2 separate regions of the Homo sapiens genome follow, and region 1 is linked to region 2. The links are chromatin loops, found by intact Hi-C in ENCODE. Cell type or tissue: B cell. All regions are shown on one strand.

Region 1 (8,000 bases), 110 kb before region 2:
CAAAATTTACTAGTATTATCATAACTTTGGGAAACTGTATTACTTCCACTTTTGTGAAACATTTTTGCTTTCTTTAGATGTAGACTGGAACTATGTACAAAATAAGCTGGTCAACAGCAAATCGTTGGAAGATCAACAGGCACAAAACACGATAAAATTGAATCTCACAAACTGATTAAAACATTAAACTAAAATGCAGACTTACATTGCTCTGCTTTCATAATAAAGGTAGGTTAAGTAAGGTTAATCATGGGTTCCCTTACCTTTACAAAGTTGCTTTGTCATTTTTGCTTACTTATCTTAACATTACAACTCTTGCTTCACATAATGCAAACTAATTATCTCCCTTTGGCACAGAAAGATCTAATGAACATTTCAGAACGTCAACTTGGTTAATTTAAAGCCTATGAGACCCACTGGCAGGCTTTAAGTCTAAGCCCCCAGCTACATCTTTCACTGGGTGGTAGCTTAAGGGCCAGTCTGCCATTTATCCTTGCATATCACCACCTTGGGCTTCCACGGAAGAAAGTATAAATTATTGGCGGGTGATATTCTGGAGTTCTTGGCCACAGTGTCATTTAACAGCACTTCTAACAGCAGTCAAATAGAGACAGTAGATTTATAGTCATTGGAGGGATTGAGAAAGCGAACATAGATTTGGTTGCAGAAGTTGAAGAAATTTGTAGGAAAAAAGAGGTAGTGGTTGTATTTAACAAATTTCACAGTATTTAACAAAAAGTCTTTATTTCAGAAGAAAAGTTTGCACACTGAAAATTGTGCTCTTCAGCCTATTTTGTGTCTTCAGTGGCAAGAAGTTGACACCACTCTAGCAAGAAAAACACGTGGCTTCATTTGCCACCTCTTCCTTCCACCAGACAGCTAGAGTTGCACTGAGTGGCCAGAATAATTCCAGCGTGAGAGAGCAGGTAGGATAGGGTCAAACGTGAGGCCACCAAAATTTAAAACGGCAATAGAAATGTAAGTAACAATCAGGTTGGCTCGGCTCATGCCTTCTGTACTGGTTGTCAGATTATTGCCTCTCAGCTTAAAACCTGCTGTTCAATGCCCTACTTGTAACGCTAGAGCTCCATCATGCAGACATTTCTCCTTGGCCAGAAGAAGGTGCTGCAGGGACACTGCAGGAAGAAGGGGCTTTTCTTCTGTCTCTAGCGTGCCTTTTGTTGGCTTGCTCCTGCTGTGAATTGTGACTGGCAGGGCATAGAATACCCAGTGGCCTTTCCTTCCTAACTTGCTACTTCCAGCTTATAGTTTTCTTACTGTCCCCATCAGCCCACTTACACCCTAATGTGAGTTTCCTGATTGCAAGGTTTAGCCCATTGTTCCCTGCCGGCAGTCTGAGTCTAGCAACACAGCAGCCTTCTCCACTATCCATAGTCTGTAATCATACCTTCCCCAACAAGATTTGAATCCCAGCCTTAAGAAGTGGAACTCTGTCTAAAAAGGATTCCTCCTTTGGGTACTCAACTCTCACCCATAAATTCTGTAGTGCGTTTTTTTTTTCCCCTTTCTCAGTAGCTAATCCCCTATAAATAGCTAATAATGTTTTATATTCAACCTTTCATTTTGAAATGATTGTGTGATTCCTGTCTCCTGACTGAAACCTCTCTGGCTCGCCTTCCAAGCTGTGGGACTCCCCTCTGAAAATGTCTAATAAAATCAGATTTGGACATCCTTGTTGAAGTGTCAAATCAGTGCTTCAAATCTGTATTGGAGATTGGAAATCTATAGCCCTCATGCTGTCTCCATTCTAAAGCAGCTCAGGAGTTTTGGCTTGAAATATTTTCATTCGTCCTATAGATTCAGTCATAGCAGTCTTGTGCATTCAGATCAGAAGCAGAAGAAAAAAAAATATGACTAGTATGATTTGCTGAAATTTTTCTGTGTACACTCAACTCTAATCTCAAATGGAACATTTTATTGAAATAAAAATGATTCACCCACTGGGAAAAAAATTCCCCCTGCTATTCTGTTTTCTCTCTGGATTATGTGCCTAAATCTTTTGTCCTAGAGTTTATGCTTACAAAATTCACCACTTAGATTTACTTCCCTGCTTTAGGCACCCTCATTCATATTGCTTCCTATGATCATTTCCTTGATTTTTTATTACTCATCCCCCAAAATCATTGCTCACATTATTTAATTAAGGTAAAATTTCAATTTATACTATAAAAGAAAAGTTCTCTTCTTTTGCTTTCCAGAATTTCCAACAAGTACAGTATATTAGATGCTGATTTTTTAAACCTAAAAATCGGGGTTTCAAGTTTTTTAAGTCTTTTTATGCTGTATTTAAAAATCCCTTCTTACTGTGACAACAAAGTAATGTGATATTTACACTGAAAAATGATAAATTCCCCCACGTCCCTCAGAGTAATCATCATATTGACATGGACCTGAGAGCAAAAAGCTTCTCAACTTTGACAAACATAATTTGTGCAAGGCCGAGCAGTTATAAACATTGTCAGTAACTAGAAGGTATGGATGGATGCTCTGCAGGAGGCTTTGGAAGCTACATTCACCACACTCAGCTATTTATGATTATAATTCAATGTGCAGATGATAGCTAGTGAAAATAACACCTGAAATTCAGAAGAATGACAGCTGAAAGAGGTCTCTTCTGACAAATATGGAAACCAAAGTTTGGACAGCTTAAGCAACTTGCTTGGAGTCACACAGTGGGAATGTGGATCAGCAGGATGTGGACTCTTCCTTTTTAATCTCCACTACATTGGACATGGTTAGGCCAGTGCTCATCTACTGGTGAGGATCACAGCTCCTTGTGTCCAAACTACTTTCAAAAGGCAACATTATTATAATTATTGTCAAGCCTAGCCTTTATAATCATCTTGATTTAAATGATCAAGTTTATCTCTAATTAGCTTCTCCTAATAACGAAACTATTTTATCATAAATGTGTTTGGAAACCCTAAAATATATTTTGTATAACTAAGGAGGTTTTTTGGCTCTTTGACCAGAGACAGGTGCAATTGCACTTTCTACTTTCCCTTATAATAAACAGAAAGACATATAGGTCTGTAAGTAACAGTTGAATTATCTAATATTTCATTATTACAACTAAAATCAGCTATGGTAATTCTACTGAATATTACACATTTTCATTTAGACCAACTGCAAAATTTTTCTCAGAACAGTTACCATAGTAGAAAAATATCTTTAAAGATATATTTTAAACAATTAGTTTGTGGAAAAAACACTAGAATAAGGTCAAAAGAATTAAATTCTAAGCTGGCTTTTCTTACTATGTGTCCATGGTGATAGCAGATAAGTCTCAATTATTCTATCAGTAAAATGGGGCTAATGATAGATGATAGATGTTCTTTTTATTTCACAAGGTTCTTATAAGGGAAATACAGGTAATAGGTAGGAGTTACTTTGAACTTTTATAAAGAAAATATCAATGCTATTAAAGTTTTTCAATACCATGTTATAATGCTGTTGACTTACAAATGTTCAAAATAAATTAGTATGTCTTATTTAATATTTGTAGTTGTACTTTGAAGTAACTACTACAAAAAGTTAAGTTGTATATTATAAAATTCTGTTTTAAAAATGGATGAATTTTAATGTTGTAGGAATGAGACTTTATAATTAACTTGGCATCTTTTTTTTATATAAAATGCAAGGTCAACTAAAGATTTTTGCCTTCAATGATTTGGCCATTATCATGGGATTTCTTTTCAGACCACTAGATGGCGCAACTTAAGTCTACTACTTGTTAAAAGACATTGTCAGAGGCCTAATGACAGACCGACCTCCTCTTTGAAGAAAAAAACTAGTGAGGGAAACAAGAGAGGGGAATGTTATGAATACCTGAAGTTACACAGTCCTTCTCTCGCAAAGGCAGAGGCGTGCTGAGTGCAGTGTAAGTTCAGGAAACCTGTTCCTACATGTAGTCTTTTTACTAACTCAGAGGGAGGGATCACTTCTCCTGTCTGGGCATAGGTTTCTTCATCTAGTCAATTCTCTTCAAATGCATTCCTTCTCTCTCTTTCCTTCCCTGGAGACAGGACAGAGATCATGAGTTTTATGGGTGCCATGGTCTCTAGGTGCTCAGTACTTGAGACGGATGATGATGGTGTTCGGTAGAAGTGTGTGGTCTGAGAGGGGAGCCAAACAAATTTTACAGCCATTAGGTTCTATTCTTGACTCTGCCATGCTCTGGGAGCAGCATGTGACTACAGTAAACTTCTTCTGAACTTGGCCTAGTTCTCTGTAAAACTGACTGTATCATTTGACATCTGCCTCCTCTGAGGAGAGTTTACAAGGATTAATAAGATAATGCTGCCACAGGCCCGACGTTTGGATGAAAGCTGCTAATTTTTAACAAAGCTTCAGTGGGCAGGTCCATAACTAAAGTCTGACCTTTCATCTTTGTCAAAGTGCTCCTGAAATGGGTGACATTAGTGCTACAAGTAAAGGAACATTTTGTTGGAGAAGTAAAAATGATCAAGAGGAAGGAAATCAGGCCTTTGAAGGAAGGTGCAAAGAGCAGGGACAGTTGTCTTACACTAGAGAAGGGTGAAGGTGATGAATATTCTCCTCATTGACAAGAAAGAATCTTGCATAGGAGTGGAAGTGGATCTTTTTCCTGTTCACTGAGGACAGAAGACACAGGAAGGAATTCATCAGAATGGTTGATAAGACATGAAAATCTTAGAGAAGGGATATTTGGAAAGCAGATGTTGTACATTTTTCTAATAGGGGAGAATCAAGCAGACTTGTTTCTAACTTGGTGAAAATTGTGTACCATTAGGAGGTCAAATTTCGTTAGAATCTTCTTTACTCTTTTAAAGACAGAATATGGTTTCTGAATATAATTTCTAAATGGGGAACATTCTGGGTTTTTTTCATGGGTCTTTTCCTGCTGAGATATGAATTCATTTTCTTTCCTATGCTCTCCATAGAACATTTCTTACTCGATTCCTCTTCAACCTTTTCTTTTTTAATCTGGAGCATTGAAAGAACTCTTGTTCTATTTCCACATATTGAAGACTTCATTGTAAGGTAAAGCGAGTAGTTCCTCATGGAAGGGACTCGAGGAGCCCTTAAATGCATTGGGCAAGGTGAGGAGCATTCGCAGGCTACCTCCTGCAGAAGAAAAGCAACTTCCTAAGGGGCCTGAACAAAAGTCTGCTTTGATTCCTTCTTTCTCCTTCCTCCCCTCTTCCCTTCCTCTTTTCTTTTCTTTCAACTAATTTTTATTGAGTAAATACCCAGTAAGAAGTCCTACATTAGGCCCCACATAAATATGTACTTCCTATTGGCATATTTAATTTGGCTTTCAGCTCTGTAATTTTCCTGTGGCTAATAGAGAATGGAGAATATCCTGGTCGAGGACCACAGGTAACAAGAAAGTTTTACATGAGACTTCTTAGCCACCTCTGGGAAGGATTCATATGGGATATTTGTTAGCAGCTATTTTGAAGTTAATCATAATAATTTTTAAAAGTTACCATTTTTATTTTCTACTAGAGAAGCTTTGTTCCCTTATGTTCTTCTGATTAAAATGAATATGTGGAATTATCTCTTCTGAGTCTCTTCAGAAGCTTTTCAGTGATTTGGATGTTGCCCTCAGCGCTAATAATAGACAGTAAGAAAAAACTGGAGAATCCTCCCATGTCACTGCACTATTCTAACTGGATGAGCCAATATTCTCTGGGCCAAGGGCATTTACGGTATTGAGCATATTTCAGATAATCTCTGACCCTACATCGTGTGACAGAATGTAATTCCAGCTTCTCAGCAATGAGGTTGTATATGCCTCTACTTCCAGTTGGTTACTGCTCTTTTTTCAACAGATATTTTTTGTTCTGTTAATCATCTTCTTAAAAAAATAAGTGAATACATTAATAAATGGCAAAAGATACATATACAAACATATCCAGAGGAATGAAATTTTTTGCTAGTTATGCTAACATATCTTTAGAATGAAGTCTCCAAATTGCCCTTGAAATTATTCTTCAAATGTTCAAAGCCTAATAAACAACCTTAAATACAGGAGTCAGGTTTTATTTTCCACATTATATAAGTTTTCAGATTATTGGTCAATGCTCTACCGCCTTATTAATTTGCAAGACAAAGTCTTAAATCTTTCTTTCTTTTTTTTTTTTTTTGAAACAGGGTCTTGCTCTGTCACCCAGGCTGGAGTGCAGTTGCATGATCTTGACTCACTGTAACCTTCACCTCCCAGCCTCAAGCCATCCACCCCTCTCAGCTTTCTGAGTTGTTGGGACTACAGCTGTGCCACCACGCCCGGCTAATTTTTGTATTTTTTTGTAGAGGTGGGATTTCACCATGTTGGCCAGGCTGGTCTCGATCTCTCCATCTCCTGAGCTCAAGTGATTTGCCCACACTAAGCTAATGGGATGAATTTTGGCAAAGATCAAGAGGGAGTCATTCTCAAACCAATCTATCCTCATTATAGAGAGACTGTGTCTTACTAATCAAAAAGCCTAGGGGGCTACCAACTAGAAATGCAACAAAACACAACCATCTACATTTATATATTACAAGTATTTACTTTCCATTAAAACAGCTGGTATTCTTGTAGTATTGCCTATAGAATTAGTTTCATTAAAAAATGTTTTATTTTATTTTTCAAACTACTGTTTTGGGATCTTACTTATATTCTGACAATATAAAAAGGGACTTTTTTCCCCAGCCTGGTTAGTGGTATGATAAACTCATTGTGCTAAGGTTGGAAGATACTCGAATAACAGTTTCAACCACATTATTCACTAGCCATGAAATAATACCAGTAATAATATGAGTAAATGGAAAAATCTTTCATTTGGATTGTATTTTTAATGTAGAATTTTTCCCCACATATACTATTATTTACTGTTCATCATATTATTTCTGGAACTTAATTTTCTTATCTGGAAAATGGGGATAGTAACTCCAATTCTGCCTATTTCAGAGGGTTACTGTGACAGTGAAAGACAAAGAGTATGTAAAACTGCATTTAGGCTCAGAAAGCATGATGGTATAGAATGACAGCCATTCATGCACAGAGTCAGTTTGGTCATGTATAACAATATTAAGGACTAGGAGAGAAAAAAAAATGAGACTGACTTAATTGATCAGTTTTGTAAACCTGGAGACACGCGTATCTTCTGAGTCTCCCACAAATTAACAACACTACATTAATAACCATAGGCCAAGATTTTTAAAGGCTGGCTAAAGATGCATTTTCCGGTTTAATTTCTAATAAAAGTGAGCTAATCCTGGATGATTCCAAGTTGTCTCCTACATATCAGGGCTATGAAAGTTCTTAGAACAAATATATTTACAGGAAGTTCTGTTTTTCTCTTGGGAAAACAATACTCTGGGAATGACTAAACAATATTCTTTGATACTACCAAAAACCATCTCCCTCCATGTGCTGAAAATTATCGTAAAGAAACTGGTTTGGGGCATGCATGTTTTAAGGTTGCCCTATTACACTCCCCTTCTGTTTACCTTCTGAAAATGCTTTTTCCACTGTGAGACATATACTCTACACACTCCTGTAGTCAGGAAAATCTATAGTTGCTTAAATGCATCTTTCAGTTCACAGTAGCTTTATCTCTGTGCTGAAATAAAATGCTTTTCAATCAGAATCTCCTTTCTCAGCACCTAACAATGAATGCAGATGGAACCTGTCCAATCTGAACAGAAAACCACCATACTCAAAAAGAATCAGAGATTTTTCAAAACATATTGACAGAGATAAAAACATAGTTACCTGGGCAATTATGTCTATAATTTCTGAATAACTATGGCATCTTCCCACGCAGGATCGAGCCAAAAAGTCTTCCACAAGCCGCGTTCCAATGCCGTAACCCCTGTGGATGACGGAAAGAGTGTGGTCTGAAAATTCTAAGAAATTAGTGAAGTCTGTCAGTTTTTAAGAAGCGATTTGTGTGTTTAGCACTTGTGCAAGTGAATCACAAATCAAACCAAATATGACGAGTCAAATG
Region 2 (8,000 bases):
AATGATAAAGGGGATATCACCACCGATCCCACAGAAATACAAACTACCATCAGAGAATACTACAAACACCTCTACGCAAATAAACTAGAAAATCTAGAAGAAATGGATAAATTCCTCGAAACATACATTCTCCCAAGACTAAATCAGGAAGAAGTTGAATCTCTGAATAGACCAATAACAGGATCTGAAATTGTGGCAATAATCAATAGCTTACCAACCAAAAAGAGTCCAGGACCAGATGGATTCACAGCCGAATTCTACCAGAGGTACAAGGAGGAACTGGTAACATTCCTTCTGAAACTATTCCGATCAATAGAAAAAGAGGGAATCCTCCCTAACTCATTTTATGAGGCCAGCATCATCCTGATACCAAAGCCTTGCAGAGACACAACCAAAAAAGAGAATTTTAGACCAATATCCTTGATGAACATTGATGCAAAAATCCTCAATAAAATACTGGCAAACTGAATCCAGCAGCACATCAAAAACCTTATCCACCATGATCAAGTGAGCTTCATCCCTGGGATGCAAGGCTGGTTCAATATACGCAAATCAATAAATGTAATCCAGAATATAAACAGAACCAAAGACAAAAACCACATGATTATCTCAATAGATGCAGAAAAGGCCTTTGCCAAAATTCAACAACACTTCATGCTAAAAACTCTCAATAAATTAGGTATTCATGGGACGTATCTCAAAATAATAAGAGCTATCTATGACAAACCCACAGCCAATATCATACTGAATGGGCAAAAACTGGAAGCATTCCCTTTGAAAACTGGCACAAGACAGGGATGCCCTCTCTCACCACTCCTATTCAACATAATGTTGGAAGTTCTGGCCAGGGCAATTAGGCAGGAGAAGGAAATAAAGGGTATTCAATTAGGAAAAGAGGAAGTCAAATTGTCCCTGTTTGCAGATGACATGATTGTACATCTAGAAAACCCCACTGTCTCAGCCCAAAATCTCCTTAAGTTGATAAGCAACTTCAGCAAAGTCTCAGGATACAAAATCAACGTACAAAAATCACAAGCATTCTTATACACCAATAACAGACAAACAGAGAGCCAAATCATGAGTGAACTCCCATTCACAATTGCTTCAAAGAGAATAAAATACTTAGGAATCCAACTTACAAGGGACGTGAAGGACCTCTTCAAGGAGAACTACAAACCACCGCTCAATGAAATAAAAGAGGATACAAACAAATGGAAGAACATTCTATGCTCATGGGTAGGAAGAATCAATATCGTGAAAATGGCCATACTGCCCAAGGTAATTTATAGATTCAATGCCATCCCCATCAAGCTACCAATGACTTTCTTCACAGAATTGGAAAAAACTACTTTAAAGTTCATATGGAACCAAAAAAGAGCCCGCATCGCCAAGTCAATCCTAAGCCAAAAGAACAAATCTGGAGGCATCACGCTACCTGACTTCAAACTATACTACAAGGTTACAGTAACCAAAACAGCATGGTACTGATACCAAAACAGAGATATAGATCAATGGAACAGATCAGAGCCCTCAGAAATAATGCCGCATATCTACAACTATCTGATCTTTGACAAACCTGAGAAAAACAAGCAATGGGGAAAGGATTTCCTATTTAATAAATGGTGCTGGGAAAACTGGCTGGCCATATGTAGAAAGCTGAAACTCGATCCCTTCCTTACACCTTATACAAAAATTAATTCATGATGGATTAAAGACTTACATGTTAGACATAAAACCATAAAAACCCTAGAAGAAAACCTAGGCATTACCATTCAGCACATAGGCATGGGCAAGGACTTCATGTCTAAAACACCAAAAGCATTGGCAACAAAAGCCAAAATTGACAAATGGGATCTAATTAAACTACAGAGCTTCTGCACAGCAAGAGAAACTACCATCAGAGTGAACAGGCAACCTACAAAATAGGAGAAAATTTTCACAACCTACTCATCTGACAAAGGGCTAATATCCAGAATCTACAATGAACTCAAACAAATTTACAAGAAAAAAACAAACAACCCCATGAAAAAGTGGGCAAACGATATGAACAGACACTTCTCAAAAGAAGACATTTATGCAGCCAAAAGACTCATGAAAAAATGCTCATCATCACTGGCCATCAGAGAAATGCAAATCAAAACCACAATGAGATACCATCTCACACCAGTTAGAATGTCAATCATTAAAAAGTCAGGAAACAACAGGTGCTGGAGAGGATGTGGAGAAATAGGAACACTTTTACACTATTGGTGGGACTATAAACTAGTTCAACCATTGTGGAAGTCAGTGTGGTGATTCCTCAGGGATCTAGAACTAGAAATACCATTTGACCCAGCCATCCTATTACTGGGTATATACCCAAAGGACTATAAATCATGCTGCTATAAAGACACATGCACACGTATGTTTATTGCTGCACTATTCACAATAGCAAAGACTTGGAACCAACCCAAATGTCCAACAGTGATAGACTGGATTAAGAAAATGTGGCACATATATACCATGGAATACTATGCAGCCATAAAAAATGATGAGTTCATGTCCTTTGTAGGGACATGGATGAAATTGGAAATCATCATTCTCAGTAAACTATCGCAAGAACAAAACACCAAACACCGCATGTTCTCACTCATAGATGGGAATTGAACAATGAGAACACATGGACACAGGAAGGGGAACATCACACTCTGGGGACTGTTGTGGGGTGGGGGGAGTGGGGAGGGATAGCATTAGGAAATATACCTAATGCTAAATGACGATTTAATGGGTGTAGCACACCATCATGGCACATGTATACATATGTAACTAACCTGCACATTGTGCACATGTACCCTAAAACTTAAAGTATGATAATAATAATAATAATAAATAATAAAAAAAGAAGAAGAAGAAGAAGAAAGAGGAGGAGGAGGTGAAAAGAAAAAATCAGCTCATGAATGATATCAAGACAGGAAACGGGCATTTAATGACTACTGTTTTGCAAGGGATTCAGACACTCCTACAAGGCTAAATTGTAAGGTTGATGAAAACATCATTTAAGATGTAGCCTATCATAATTATTTGTACAAAAGTACTTTTGAAAGCTTTATTAAGTTTTAATTAACATACAGTAAACTGCACATATTTAAAATGCAAAAAAATTAAATTAAATTAAATTAAATTAAACACTTTTATGAAGCTCTAAGTATAAAAAGTCATTAAAGTACCATTTCAAATATAAATATGTTCATTCCAGAAATTAAAAACATATAAAACCAAATGGCTTTTCCAAGTTAATGAAACAGAATAAGGTGCTAAGGAATACAAAGTGGGCTAGGCACGGTGGCTCACGCCTGTAATCCCAACACTTTGGGAGGCTGAGGTGGGCAGATCGCTTGAGCCTAGGAGTTTGAGACCAGCCTGGGCACCATGGTGAAACCCCGTCTCTACAAAAAATACAAAAATTAGCCAGGTGTGGTGGCATGTGCCTGTAGTCCCAGCTACTTGGGAGGCTGAGGCAGGAGGATCGCTTGAGCCTGGGAGGTCAAGGCTGTAGTGAGTCATGATTGCATGCCACTGCACTCAGGCCTGGTCAACAGAGTGAGACCCTGTCTCCAAAAAAAAAAAAAAAAAAGAAAAAGAATAGAAAAAAAAGAAAAAAGTGATAACACTGATTTTAAACTAAAAGTTTTAAACTTTTAAGTTCATCTCATTCAAACTTCACATATAAATATTTAGATACTTACAAGTTTCTCCTCTAGAGAAAGAGCACCCTCTACTGCCAATATCTGGTATTGCTTATGTTTTAAATTTCCCATAGATTTCCGAAGTTGCTTGAGACTGCTAGCCTCTATGTCTTGCTTTAATAATTTCTGCATTTCTCGAGAAGGACATCCAGGATCAAGTATTAGTAAGCATAATGTTCGGTTTTTTTTCTCTTCAATTCCAATAACAGTTCGACTGTGACCTATCAAAAGATTTTTAAGTTATACATACGTCACATCTATTTACAGTTATACAAATAGTCTCTGTATGTATGTTGTGTGATCATATGTGTGTTTAGAATATAAATACAGTCAGACTCTGACACATATGTATCTAAGTTCTCCTAAGACGTAAGAGTTTAGTTCTACTTCAGTTTTTTCATTTAACTTTAGTTTTCTAAAGGCTTCATTACCAAAAAAAACATTTTTATTCTGCCAAATATTTTACTTTTCCTTTCCCAATCCTTTGATCCTTCTTATTCAAATTATCTCAAATGAAAGAACAAAAACTGTTCTAGAACAAAACTCTCATGATTCCAAAAGGTAAACAAAAGTAAACCCATAAATGCTAGAATATCAGTGGAGGGAGCTTAATCTCTTATAGTTTATATTCCTAAACAATGAAATTCCTAACATTTACTTCTGTTTATTCCTGTCAATCCAAACCATCATTCATAATTTACCAAGTATCTATGTGCCGGGTACTACTCCAAGCACGAAGGTATATAACAGCAAACAAAACAGACAAACGTGCCTGTGTTCTTGGAACTTATATTCTAATAGGAAGAGATACTCTATAAATGAGGTAAATAAGTGAAGAAAATGCCAGCGGTGGGATGCTGGGATGAGTTGTACGTGTTTTTGACACAGCCTCACTCCGCCGCCCAGGCTGGAGTGCAGTGGCAGAATCATGGCTCACTATAGCCCCCAACTCCAAGGCTCAAGTGACCCTCCCACCTCAGCCTCCTGAGTAGCTAGGACTACAGGCATGTGCCACCACACCTGGCTAATTTTCTTATGTTTTTGTAGAGACAGGGTCTCACTATGTCACTCAGGCTGGTCTCAAACTGCTGGGCTCAAGCAATCCTCCTGCTTTGGCCTCTGAAAGTGCTAGGATTACAGGCATGAGTTACCATGCCTGGCCTTGAGTTCTACTTTTAAGGTAAGGTAAGGTCAGGGAAGGCCTCACTCAAGTGACATGTGGGTAAAGACCCAAGAAGGTAAGGGATGAACAATGAAGGACAAGTGAACTAAACACAGAAAACAAGAAGTGCAAAAGGTCCTGAAGATGTCAGGAATATCAGTCTTAATTACCCAATGAAGTATTGTAGAAATATCAATCTTAATTACCTAAGAAAGTATTGTACTGTCAAAGGAGCTCTGAAAAATTAAACAGATTAATGTCATAATACTCCCTGCTATTATCAGACCAGCCTGGCCAACATGGTGAAACCCCGTTTCTACTAAAAATACAAAAATTAGCCAGGTATGGTGGCAGGCGCCTGTAATCCCAGCTACTCAGGAGGCTGAGGCAGGAGAATCACTTGAACCTGGAAGGTGGAGGTTGCAGCGAGCCAAGATTGCACCACTGCACTCCAGCCTGAGCAACAGAGTGAGATTCTGTCTAAAAAAACAAACAAACAAACAAAAAACCTTAACCTGTCTGAAAGCAACAATTTGTTATCTTATAAACAACATTGTCAAATATGAGTTATATTAATACTAACCTTGATGCTGAAGATAGATAGGAGGTTTAGATGTACACACTACCTTTGGACTCCCTTCTCCCTCTGAAGAATAATAGTTCAATATCCATTCAAATAAGCGAGGGTGTGTACCCAAAGGACCAGTTGATTTGTGAAAATCAACAATATGACACCTATTAAAAATTGACAAAATGCACATTTAAAGGGCATTTTAAAATATTTTCATCGATGGAGTTATCAAATACAACAAATTCTTAGTTTAGAACTAACTGTTTCTAGCCATTACTTTCCTATAAAAGAAGAAAAGTAAATATAAATTTTTATTACTTATCTAAAAAACTCCTTTTTGTGGGGGATAACTATTTAACAATTCTCCCTATTTAACTATTTAACTATTCCTCTAACTAGCTAACTATTTAAATAACTTCATAATAAGTCTGCTGACTAACCTAAAGGTTACAAACATTCTCTGATATATAAAATCTCCATGAATAGTAAATAATGACCATACTTGATTTTTAAAAAGTCATCTACACATAATTTTTTCACAGCTTTTATTCTAGTTTCTAACCCTGATGATCAGAAGCTGATTTCTGATTTTAATTCCTCAGTAGCCATTGGTATATATAAAATAGATCCTAAATACTTTTCCTGTCGGTCTCTCAAATCTCTATAACAGAAAATACTTGTAAATCATAGAAAAATGTGTGTGTACTCAATCTATACATCTATCTCCTATTTGCCACCGGACCACCGTGGTATTCTTCCTTCAAGAGGAAGTCACCCTTGAATAAACATTTTTTTAACCAGAAACACTGTTTATACTACTCAACAACTGTTTTTAAAAGGTCGGGTATAACTAAAAGCATTTGATAGCTTTATCATCACTTTAAACTACAGCACAGATATCCTGTTCTTGTTTCTCTTGGCAATAAAATCTCTAAAACATCCGAATTGCTAACCTCAGCCTCAGCAAATTTAATGCTGGTAACTTACAGTTGGTTACTGGGTTTTAAGTGCTCAAATAAACTTCTGGATAAACCGTTTAAAAAGAATGTTTTGGGGTTAGCAGTTTGCATATTTACATTTAGAATACTAATTAAACAGTACCCTACAGGATATAACTCATAGAGAGAGCAACAGAAAGACATGTAAATAACTACTAAACACACTCAGGATATATTAATAAAAAAGCTTTCTAAATTATTTAAGGTACCAAGAAAGAAGCTGGACAAAAATTACGGCTGGGTGCAGTGGCTCACGCCTGTGATCCCAGTACTTTGAGAGGCCAAGGCGGGTGGATCGCTTGAGCCTAGGAGTTCAAGACCAGCCTGGACAACATGGCGAAACCCCATCTCTACTAAAAATGCAGAAAAAAAAAAATTAGCCAGGCATGGTGGCACATGCCTGTAATCCCAGCTACTCAGGAGGCAAAGGCACAAGAATCACTTAAGCCTGGGAGGCAGGGGTTGCAGTGAGCCAAGATCGCGCCACTGCACTCTGGTCTGGGTGACAGACTGGAGACAGACTCTGTCTCAAAAAAAAAAAAAGAAAAAGAAAAAGAAAAAAATTACTTTAAAACTCAAAACATGATAGAGTATAAATAATCTCAAAGTGTGAACACATTGGCAAAAAGAAAAAGGAGAAAAGCAGGAATAAATTTAGAGGGCATTAAAATAGTTCTTTAAATAATTCAAGAAAGTTATTATACATACACACAACATTAGTTTTTCTATGTTAATGAAAGAAATATTTTTATTTCTGAATCTAATCAATCAATGTGGTAAAAAGAATGTGATACACTGGTTAAATAACTTAGAAACAAACATAAAAGAAAATATAAAGCCATAAAGCTTAACGCAAACATTCCATTAAACACGATCACAGACATCTATCTCTATTTCCTCTTAAAAACCCAATGACATAATACTGAAGGAAAAAATGATTTAAACACCCAAGGACAAAGAGAATGGGAATAGACAGGAAAAGAGCTCACATCTTCAGAAAATGGAAAGCACCACAGAGAACATATAAAAGTAAATAAAAGAAAATGGAGACCGTATGTTTCAAAATCAGAGAGAGGCTGAAAGCTTAGAAGCATAAGGTTTGAGAACAGTGAGGCTAAAAATATGAGATTAATTAAAAGTTTGCTTAGAAGGCAAATCACACCTTAACTCTCCCCTCCACTAATGTAGGAACTCTAGGTAAGAGAGTGAAAAACTCTTCTCTGGATAACTTCTGGGAAAAGATCTCTCTATATAACGATATTTGAGAGTTCCCCAACCAAATAGTAACCTTCCGCCTTCCACCTAAGACTTTTAAATAAGTCTGCTAATCTGCAAGCTCTGTGCAGTCCTACAGCACTCTAATCAGCTTTTTAATGTTTCATTCTTCACTCTCTGAATGGACAACTAAGGATTTCCAAAATTAAAAGAAAGCCTTCAAAATAGAAAAGACTAAAACAAACAGATATGAAAAAATACTAATATCGAACAAACAAAATGCAGGCAATAGAAAGAAAACATTGGAAGAAATTTTGCAACCATAAAGA

Evidence for each region. Peaks named below come from ENCODE experiments on the same cell type or tissue, not always from the same donor. Only the 100,000 strongest peaks of a DNase experiment are listed, where the experiment ranks them.
Region 1: a loop joins it to region 2, with 28 times the contacts of the local background. A loop is called at or near these places in 25 of 110 quality-filtered maps.

Annotation. Positions count from the first base shown.
Region 1 is chr6:116,532,598-116,540,597 of GRCh38, forward strand. It overlaps TRAPPC3L (trafficking protein particle complex subunit 3L), which reads right to left. Exons shown (of 5, transcript NM_001139444.3): 3 at 7,766-7,865. It also overlaps a transcript of CALHM4 not described here. Among named protein-coding and RNA genes, the nearest start is that of TRAPPC3L, 9.1 kb to the right of the region's middle. In B cell, CTCF peaks have their summits at 3,759 (motif pointing right) and 3,961; a DNase peak (open chromatin) is centred at 3,754; H3K27me3 peaks cover 261 bases.
Region 2 is chr6:116,641,989-116,649,988 of GRCh38, forward strand. It overlaps ZUP1 (zinc finger containing ubiquitin peptidase 1), which reads right to left. Exons shown (of 10, transcript NM_145062.3): 8 at 5,471-5,622; 9 at 3,726-3,946. Among named protein-coding and RNA genes, the nearest start is that of ZUP1, 23 kb to the right of the region's middle. In B cell, CTCF peaks have their summits at 3,752 (motif pointing left) and 3,951; a DNase peak (open chromatin) is centred at 3,773; H3K27ac peaks cover 373 bases.